3 separate regions of the Homo sapiens genome follow, and all the other regions are linked to region 3. A link is a loop called in an ENCODE intact Hi-C map of the cell type or tissue named here. Cell type or tissue: GM12878. All regions are shown on one strand.

The links. A loop is a pair of places that touch in the nucleus more often than their neighbours do. Peaks named below come from ENCODE experiments on the same cell type or tissue, not always from the same donor. Only the 100,000 strongest peaks of a DNase experiment are listed, where the experiment ranks them.
Region 1: it touches region 3 in a loop (2.2-fold over the local background); 17 of 110 quality-filtered maps call a loop at or near these places.
Region 2: a loop joins it to region 3, with 7 times the contacts of the local background. A loop is called at or near these places in 3 of 110 quality-filtered maps.

The regions. Positions count from the first base shown.
Region 1 is chrX:24,168,418-24,170,917 of GRCh38, forward strand. All of the region lies in intron 3 of ZFX (zinc finger protein X-linked), which reads left to right. Among named protein-coding and RNA genes, the nearest start is that of ZFX, 20 kb to the left of the region's middle. In GM12878, no CTCF peak of the experiment used is centred here; DNase peaks (open chromatin) are centred at 634 and 964; H3K4me3 peaks cover 1,191 bases; H3K27ac peaks cover 1,518 bases.
Region 2 is chrX:24,053,436-24,055,935 of GRCh38, forward strand. EIF2S3 (eukaryotic translation initiation factor 2 subunit gamma) reads left to right here and starts at 1,521. Exons shown (of 12, transcript NM_001415.4): 1 at 1,521-1,602; 2 at 2,180-2,243. The coding sequence starts at 1,534. RefSeq lists a silencer at 870-1,079 and enhancers at 1,140-1,689, 1,710-1,779. In GM12878, a CTCF peak has its summit at 961; DNase peaks (open chromatin) are centred at 536, 876 and 1,306; H3K4me3 peaks cover 413 bases; H3K27ac peaks cover 2,355 bases.
Region 3 is chrX:24,240,960-24,243,459 of GRCh38, forward strand. No RefSeq gene overlaps it. Among named protein-coding and RNA genes, the nearest start is that of SUPT20HL2, 72 kb to the right of the region's middle. RefSeq lists an enhancer at 1,772-1,851. In GM12878, a CTCF peak has its summit at 1,292 (motif pointing left); a DNase peak (open chromatin) is centred at 2,062; H3K4me3 peaks cover 380 bases; H3K27ac peaks cover 1,484 bases.

The sequences.
Region 1 (2,500 bases), 73 kb before region 3:
GGGAGATCACAGAAGTATCTAAGCATCAAAATATATAAAACAAATAAATTATATCTGTGATCCCTAATTTAAGATAGATAAAATGCCATTGCTATACCTGTTAACTTTTATTGCTTTATTATATATTTTATTTATAATTACCTTCTTCTAGGATGATATTGCTTTAAAGAATGGAAGGACATTTTTGTGAATTTCCTGGGTTCTCCTAGCCCATTATTTCCCTCAAAACTATATGTTTTTCTTTTCTTTCTTTCTTTTTTTTTTTTTTTTTTTACTTTCTGTCCTCACAGTCTGTTCCCAAAAACTATGTTTTTCCACTGTGAATTATTTTCAGGATCATGATTCTCGTAACTGGGAAGGGAATATCTTACTGAGTTTGAGGTGTTAGTAGAGTCCCAGAAATACCTTGAGGGCGTTTGATAGTAAGACTAAATGTTAGTACTTGTTCACCCAAATTCTGAGATTCTTGGTTCTCTGAACCATCCTACTTATTTGTCTTTAGGTTCAACTGATCTCTGGGCTTGGTTTGTACTACAAAGGCATGGACACCGCCAGTTACATTATCACGTACCTTCTTCCACCCTTCGTTTATCATATCTGAGAACTCCTCTGAGTAGGTTCTGTTCTGAGAACAGTTTCATTCTGATTGTCAAAGGGAGTTAGTATTCTAACTCCAGAGGGGTTACAAAGTTGAGGTATAGTCATCTCTGTTTAGAATGTTTGAATTTTTGTAATGACAAAACCGAAGGGAAAATGACCAGGCAAAACAATAGTTTGTTGAATAATTACTGCTCACTTAAGATGAGATGAGCGGGCACCCCCATGTAGGCCAGAATATCTATTAGGAAATGCACGTGATGTAAAAGGATGGGAAGAAAGCAAATCAGTCTGTTAATGGTAGCTTGGGTTAATACTGCAGAGCCTTTGAGTATTGAGGAACTGCTGAAGTGTTCAGAGCAGGGAAGTAGTATGATCAAAGCAGTGCTTCAGGAGGGTTAATTTGCCTACAGATTGCAGAAATGCCTCAATACTTGGCACCAGCCCTTACGTGTAGTTTTAGGGTTTCTAGTCATTTGTTGTGGGAGTGGCAGAAAGGAGCAAGGCCAGTCCAGAGGCTATTTTCATCCCCCAGGGATCAGGAAATATGAAGCTGAGTGGGAATGCTAACTAGGAATTAAAAAAAAAAAAAAAAGATTCTTGAGAAGTTGAGAATTGACAAGATCTGGCAATCTGACTGTGAGCAGAGAAGAAGAAAAAGGCCATAGTGGTCATATCAGGAGAAGGCTGGGTTTTATCCGGATGAGAATATTCAACAGTCTGTTGGACATGTTAGGATGATTGTAGGAATCATTGTTGTGGAAATAGTAGTTGAAACCATGGGAATAAAGAGAAAGCAGAAGAGGAGAGGGTTGAGCACACACCTGGGCTGAGCCGCAGTAAGGGGTGAGGGGAGGGTGAGCAGCCAGCAGTTAAGAAGAGGGAAGAGAACTAGAAGTCACTTAAAGCAACAGAGGAAGGAGAGCACTTCACAAATTAGGGAGTTGATTGTTTAATAGAAATGCCAAGGAGGATGAATGCCAAGAAAAGTTGTTCTGCAAGTTGAGAATCCGTAGAGCTGATGGGATTGGGTTTATGTAGGGAAATTTGTGCGGTGAGGGGCTTAAATACCTTAATGTATCCCCTTTATTGCCTTCTTAATTGGCTTGCTTTAATGTCATAGTGTTTCATAATGCTTAGAATTTTTTTTTTTTTTTTTGAGACAGAGTCTCGCTCTGTTGCCCAGGCTGGAGTGCAGTGTCGCAATCTTGGCTCACTGCAACCTCCACCTCCCGGATTCAAGTAGTTCTCCCTGCCTCAACCTCCTGAGTAGCTGGGATTACAGGCACCTACCACCACGCCTGGCTAATTTTTGTATTTTTAGTAGCAATGGGGTTGCGCCATGTTGGCCAGGCTGGTCTCGAACTCCTGACCTCAGGTGATCCACCCGTCTCAGCCTCCCAAAGTGCTGGGATTACAGATGTGAGCCACCACGTCCAGCCAATGCTTAGAAGATTAATTTACGTTTATCATTTTTAAAAGGGGGAAAAGGTATTCTATAGCCAGAGGTGGTTTTGCGGGAGTGGGGCAGTAATAACTTTTTCAGAGCATGTACACTTTCTGTTTTTCATTTGCTTTAATTTTTTTTCTTTAATTTTTTTTTTTTTTTTTTTTGAGACGGAGTGTTGCTCTATGGCCCAGGCTGGAGTGCAATGGCATGATCTTGGCTCATTGCAACCTCCGTATCCCGGGTTCAAGCGATTCTCCTGCCTCAGCCTCCTGAGTAGCTGGGATTACAGGCATGCGCCACCATACCCTGCTAATTTTTTTGTATCTTAGTAGAGGAGGGGTTTCGCCGTGTTGGCTAGGCTGGTCTCGAACGCCTGACCTCAGGTGATCTACCCACCTCGGCCTCCCACGGTGCTGGCATTACAGGCGTTAGCCACCATGCCCAGCCCATTTA
Region 2 (2,500 bases), 190 kb before region 3:
TTAAAAGTCGGGGGGAAAAAAAAGAGAGGTAGCAATTATCACCTTAATGAATTCCTTTCTTCACTTCTCATATTGCCCCTCATTTTCCCTAATTTCCCTCATTTTTTTCATTTATAATATATATATATTTTGAGACGGAGTCTCGCTCTGTCACCCAGGCTGGAGTGCGGTTGGCGCGATCTCAGCTCACGGCAAGCTCCGCCTTCCGGGTTCACGCCATTCTCCTGCCTCAGCCTCCGGAGTAGCTGGGACTACAGGCGCCCGCCACCACGGGCGGCTAATTTTTTTTTTTTTTTGTATTTTTAGTAGAGACGGAGTTTCACCATATTGGCCAGGCTGGTCTCGAATTCCTGACCTCGTGATCCACCCGCCTCAGCCTCCCAAAGTGCTGGGATTACAGGCGTGAGCCACCGCGCCCGGCCTCATAATATTTATTTCCTAAATAAGCTAACTTGATGACTACTTACAAGTATTCTAAAGTGAGCTTGGCTTCTCAGTATTCGTCATTGTGGCTTTCATATTATCTTTTCACTTCTCTTTACTATACTTTTGCATAATAGCTGTCTAACAAGTTTTTATGGAAATAAATTTATTGCAAACAAAAAAGGAAATAGCTGTTTATGATAAAATTTGTATAGAAATGCAAGGAGAAAAACAAATCACTCAACTGCTTTTCAACACGACGAAAAGTGGGTTAAGGTCTCAAAATTCTTTAAATTTTAAAATACCGATTTATCGGTAATCGAGGTTTTTTTGGATCTGCTTCTTTAAGAAAAAAAAAAACAAAACACACACACACAAACCAGCGAACTTCAGACGCTCTTACGACACCTAGCTATATTCACTGGGAACGCAATCTAACGTCACCAAGGCCCACCTCCCGGGCCCTAGAAATCGCTCTCTGGGAACAAGCTGGGGACTTTGATTTTGCTAGCCCTGCCCCTCTGAGCCCTTCACCAAACTTCCGCGCGGGGGCGCCCGCCCCACCTCCCGCCGGGGCTCAGCACGCGGCCTTCTCCCAGCCAAGAGCCCCGTCATAGGTGGGCGCCGACCCCGAGCCGATCTCGCTTTATTAAATTACAGAAATCGGTATTCAAAAAAAAAAAAAAAAAAGGGCGGGGAGGACACTCCCTCTTCTCTGTTCCCACACCCTAGCTGATTCCCAGGTTTCGGGAAACTCCACAGGAAACGGAAATGGTCTCTCCCAGGCCAGCGCGCGCGCCGGGTTGCATCACCCGCCTCGCACGGGCCGGCGGGGCGGGGGTTTGGTGGCTGCCCTCAGTATTGCCTGCACAAATATCTACCAGGTCTGCGACGAATAGCTCCAGCAACTTCGCACCGTGTTTTCCACTCAGCCTACCGACAGGCACTGTGCAGATTCAAGCGGAGAGATGTCCAAGCAGTGAGGCCGCTGCTGCACCGGCCATCCTGAGCCCCTACTCGGCCTTCCCGTCTCCGCTTCCCCGCCCCGCACTAGGACCCCTGCAGATGATCAGGCGGCAGCCGGGGTGATTTCCTTCCTCTTTTGGCAACATGGCGGGCGGAGAAGCTGGAGTGACTCTAGGGCAGCCGCATCTTTCGCGTCAGGATCTCACCACCTTGGTGAGGTTTTGCTTGGGGAGGATGCAGAGTGAGCTCAGGAGTGGAGGTGACCGAGCCTCCCGGTGGTATTGGGACTAGTCAGTGTCGGGAGCATGGGTCAGGAGCCTGGGTCAGGAGGGAGACCTGGAACTGGGCGCCCTAAGCCATGCTCGCGCCGCCTGTACCCAGGCCAGTCCACGATCTGGGCGCAGGCGTGTACGGTCGTGGGACTTCTAGCTTCTGGAGGGTTCGGCTGGAAAGTCTTGATGTTGATTGTCATGGTTTCAGCCTCTGAACGTCTGGGAAGGGGGTGTCCTGTCTGCATTACTTTTAGTGCTAATGTTCCCAAGATTGGGGGGATCTCTGACTTCCAGATATCCCCTAATAGTTGAGTGGAGGTGTAGTCTGTTGTGTAATGATGAAGGGCTCTTAACAGCTTCCCAGCCATAGGAGTACAAAGTTACTGATAGGGAAAAGGAGCTTTAGAAGTAGTGGAAAGCTGTGCAGATGGTGGCAAGATGTAGATAGCAAACGTAAAGTCAAAGGAAAAGTTCTCATTTGTTTTACGTGCAGTGTTTTAAAATATATTTCATTGCAGGATGTTACCAAGTTGACGCCACTTTCACACGAAGTTATCAGCAGACAAGCCACAATTAACATAGGTAAGAGTAACTTAAGAGACCTAACCTTGGTCTCCAACAATTAATTTTAACCTCACTTTTTGTGTGATTACTTGAATAGTATGAGGATTCAGATATTCAAGAAATAGATACTGAGTCCTTGTGAATAAAGCATCTGCTACATTTGCGGTGCAGGGGGAGCACAAAGAATGCTGCCCACATGTAGCTTACAGACTCGGTAAGAAGAAAAAATGGAGACATAAGAAAAGTTTAATAGCATAAGGCAGTATGTAGTCATA
Region 3 (2,500 bases):
AAAAAAAAAAAAAAATTACCATATGATCCAATACTTCCAATCTGAGGTATATACCCCAAAGAATTGAAAACAGGAACTAAAGTTCTGATACATGTTACAACATGAATGAACCTTGAAAATGTTGTGTTAAATGAAACATACCAGATGTAAAAGGACAAATAATATATTATCCACTTATATGAAACATCTGGAATAGGCAAATTCATAGAGGCAGAAGGATAGAGGTTACCAGGGGCTGGGGAGAGAAAGAATGGGAAACTATTGCCTATGCTACAGTTTTTGCTTGGGATGATGAAAAAGCTCTAGAAATAGATAGTGGTGATATTTAAACAACTTTTTTTTTTTTTTTTTTTTGAGATGAAGTCTTACTCTGTTGCCCAGGCTGGAGTGCAGTGGCGCTATCTCGGCTCACTGCAACCTCTGCCTCCAGGGTTCAAGCGATTCTCCCACCTCAGACTCCTGAGTAGCTGGGATTACAGGCACCCTCCATTGTGCCTGGCTAATTTTTGTAGAGACAGGGTTTCACCATGTTGGCCAGGCTGGTCTTGAACTCCTGACCTCAGGTGATCCACCCGCCTTGGCCTCCCAAAGTGCTGGGATTACAGGCGTGAGCCACCGCATCTGATCTAAACAACATTTTAAATATACATAATGCCACAGAATTGTACACTTAAAGTGATTACAATGATATATTTTAGGATATGTACATTTTACCATTTACCAAGAAATATTGTGATATAAATTTACTTATCAAAATCCACCAAGTTATTTTGATCCACGAATAAGTCACATACAATAGGTAGAAAAGCACTGCTAGATTATCTTTAATAACAACCTAGATATTTTAGCCATATGAAGAAAGGTTTAAAAGTTATGAATTGGTACATTGTGAATGGCGCAGCCACGTTTTTTTGAAGTATATTTTGTTAGGCACAAATGATCACATGTTGAATTTATCAGTTGTGATGCTAACTTAAGGGACCCTTAGTGTAGAATGACTGTTCTCTTAGTAAAACATCCTGGCTTGCGTGCAAAAACCTTACATGTCGTTATAATTTGCCACCATACGTGTCAAAATCTGCAAGAAAATTTGAAAATCATCTAAATCACTTAGAATGGTAACAGAACGGAAATTAATCATAATTTTTTAAAGAACAATTGCATAATACGCAAAAATTCCCTATTAACAAGAATATTTGATTGGCTGCTTAAATCTTTATTACCAGAGTTTGTTGTGTTAGGTGCTATTCTCAAGGGGCTGGGGACCCTTGTTCACAGTGATGGGTGCCACCTACTGGATATACTAATATTTTCTCTGACAACATCAGAAATTCTCTTTCAGGACTCTTTTGGAAGCGAGTATTCCCTCCCTTCCCTTCCCCCTATCCCACTCCCACTAGCCCCATGTTAACACAGCTGGAACGGAACACAGAATTCCCATGAGGCTATGACAGGCAGCTTCTGACCTGGATCCCCTGAGTGTGGGCTACACTAGTGACTTGCTTCTAATGAACAGAATAGGACAAAAATGATGGGATGTCCCATCTGAGATTAGGTTACAAAACACCGTGACCTTTTTTTTTTTTTTTTTTTTTTTGAGACATGGTCGTGCTCTGTCGCTGAGTCTGGAGTGCAGTGGCATGGTCACAGCTCACTGCAGCCTCAACCTCCCGGGCTCAAGCCATCCTCCCTAATAGCTGGGACTATAGGCACATGCCACCACTCCCAGCTCATTTTTGTATTTTTTTGTGAAGACAGGGTTTTGCCATGTTGGCCAGGCTGGTCTCAAACTCTGGTCCTCAAGTGATCCGCCCACCTCGGCTTTCCAAAGTGCTGGGATTACAGGCATGAGCTACCACGCCTGGCCAAGACTGTGGCTTCTGTCTTGATTGCAAACTGTCTCTGATGCCTCTTGCGTGCTTGTTCTGAGGAAGCCAGCTACCATGCTGTCAACCACCCCATGCAGAGGTTCACATGGCCAGGAACTGAGAACAGCTTCTGGCCAACAACCAGCAAGAAACTGACGCCCTCAGGGGAACCAAGGCCCTTAGTCCAACAGCTTGTGAGAAACGGAATCTGGCCAACAACCACGTGAGTGAATTTGCAAACAGATCCTTCCCTTGTGAAACCTTTAGATGAGCCAGTAGCCCCGGTGAACATTCTGATTGCAGCCCTGGGAGAGACCCTGATTCCTGCAGCATAGAAACTGTGAGAAAAGAAATGTGTCGTTTTGAGCCATTACGTTTTAGGATAATTTGTTATGCAGCAGTAGGTAACTAATTCAGGGGCCCAAACTAATTCTGATGGATTTTCAAAAGCTTTAGAAGTTTCCTGTTTGAATTTGGCTTCATAAGCCTCAGTAAAAACTTTCTACTGTGCTTGCTCGTTTAGCCTGTTAGACCTTGTGTTCCCAGGGGAAAACTTTTGGACGCTTCTGGGGCCACTCAGTCTGTAGTCCTGCAAAGATGTCACAAAAGGTAAATCTTGATCATATACCATG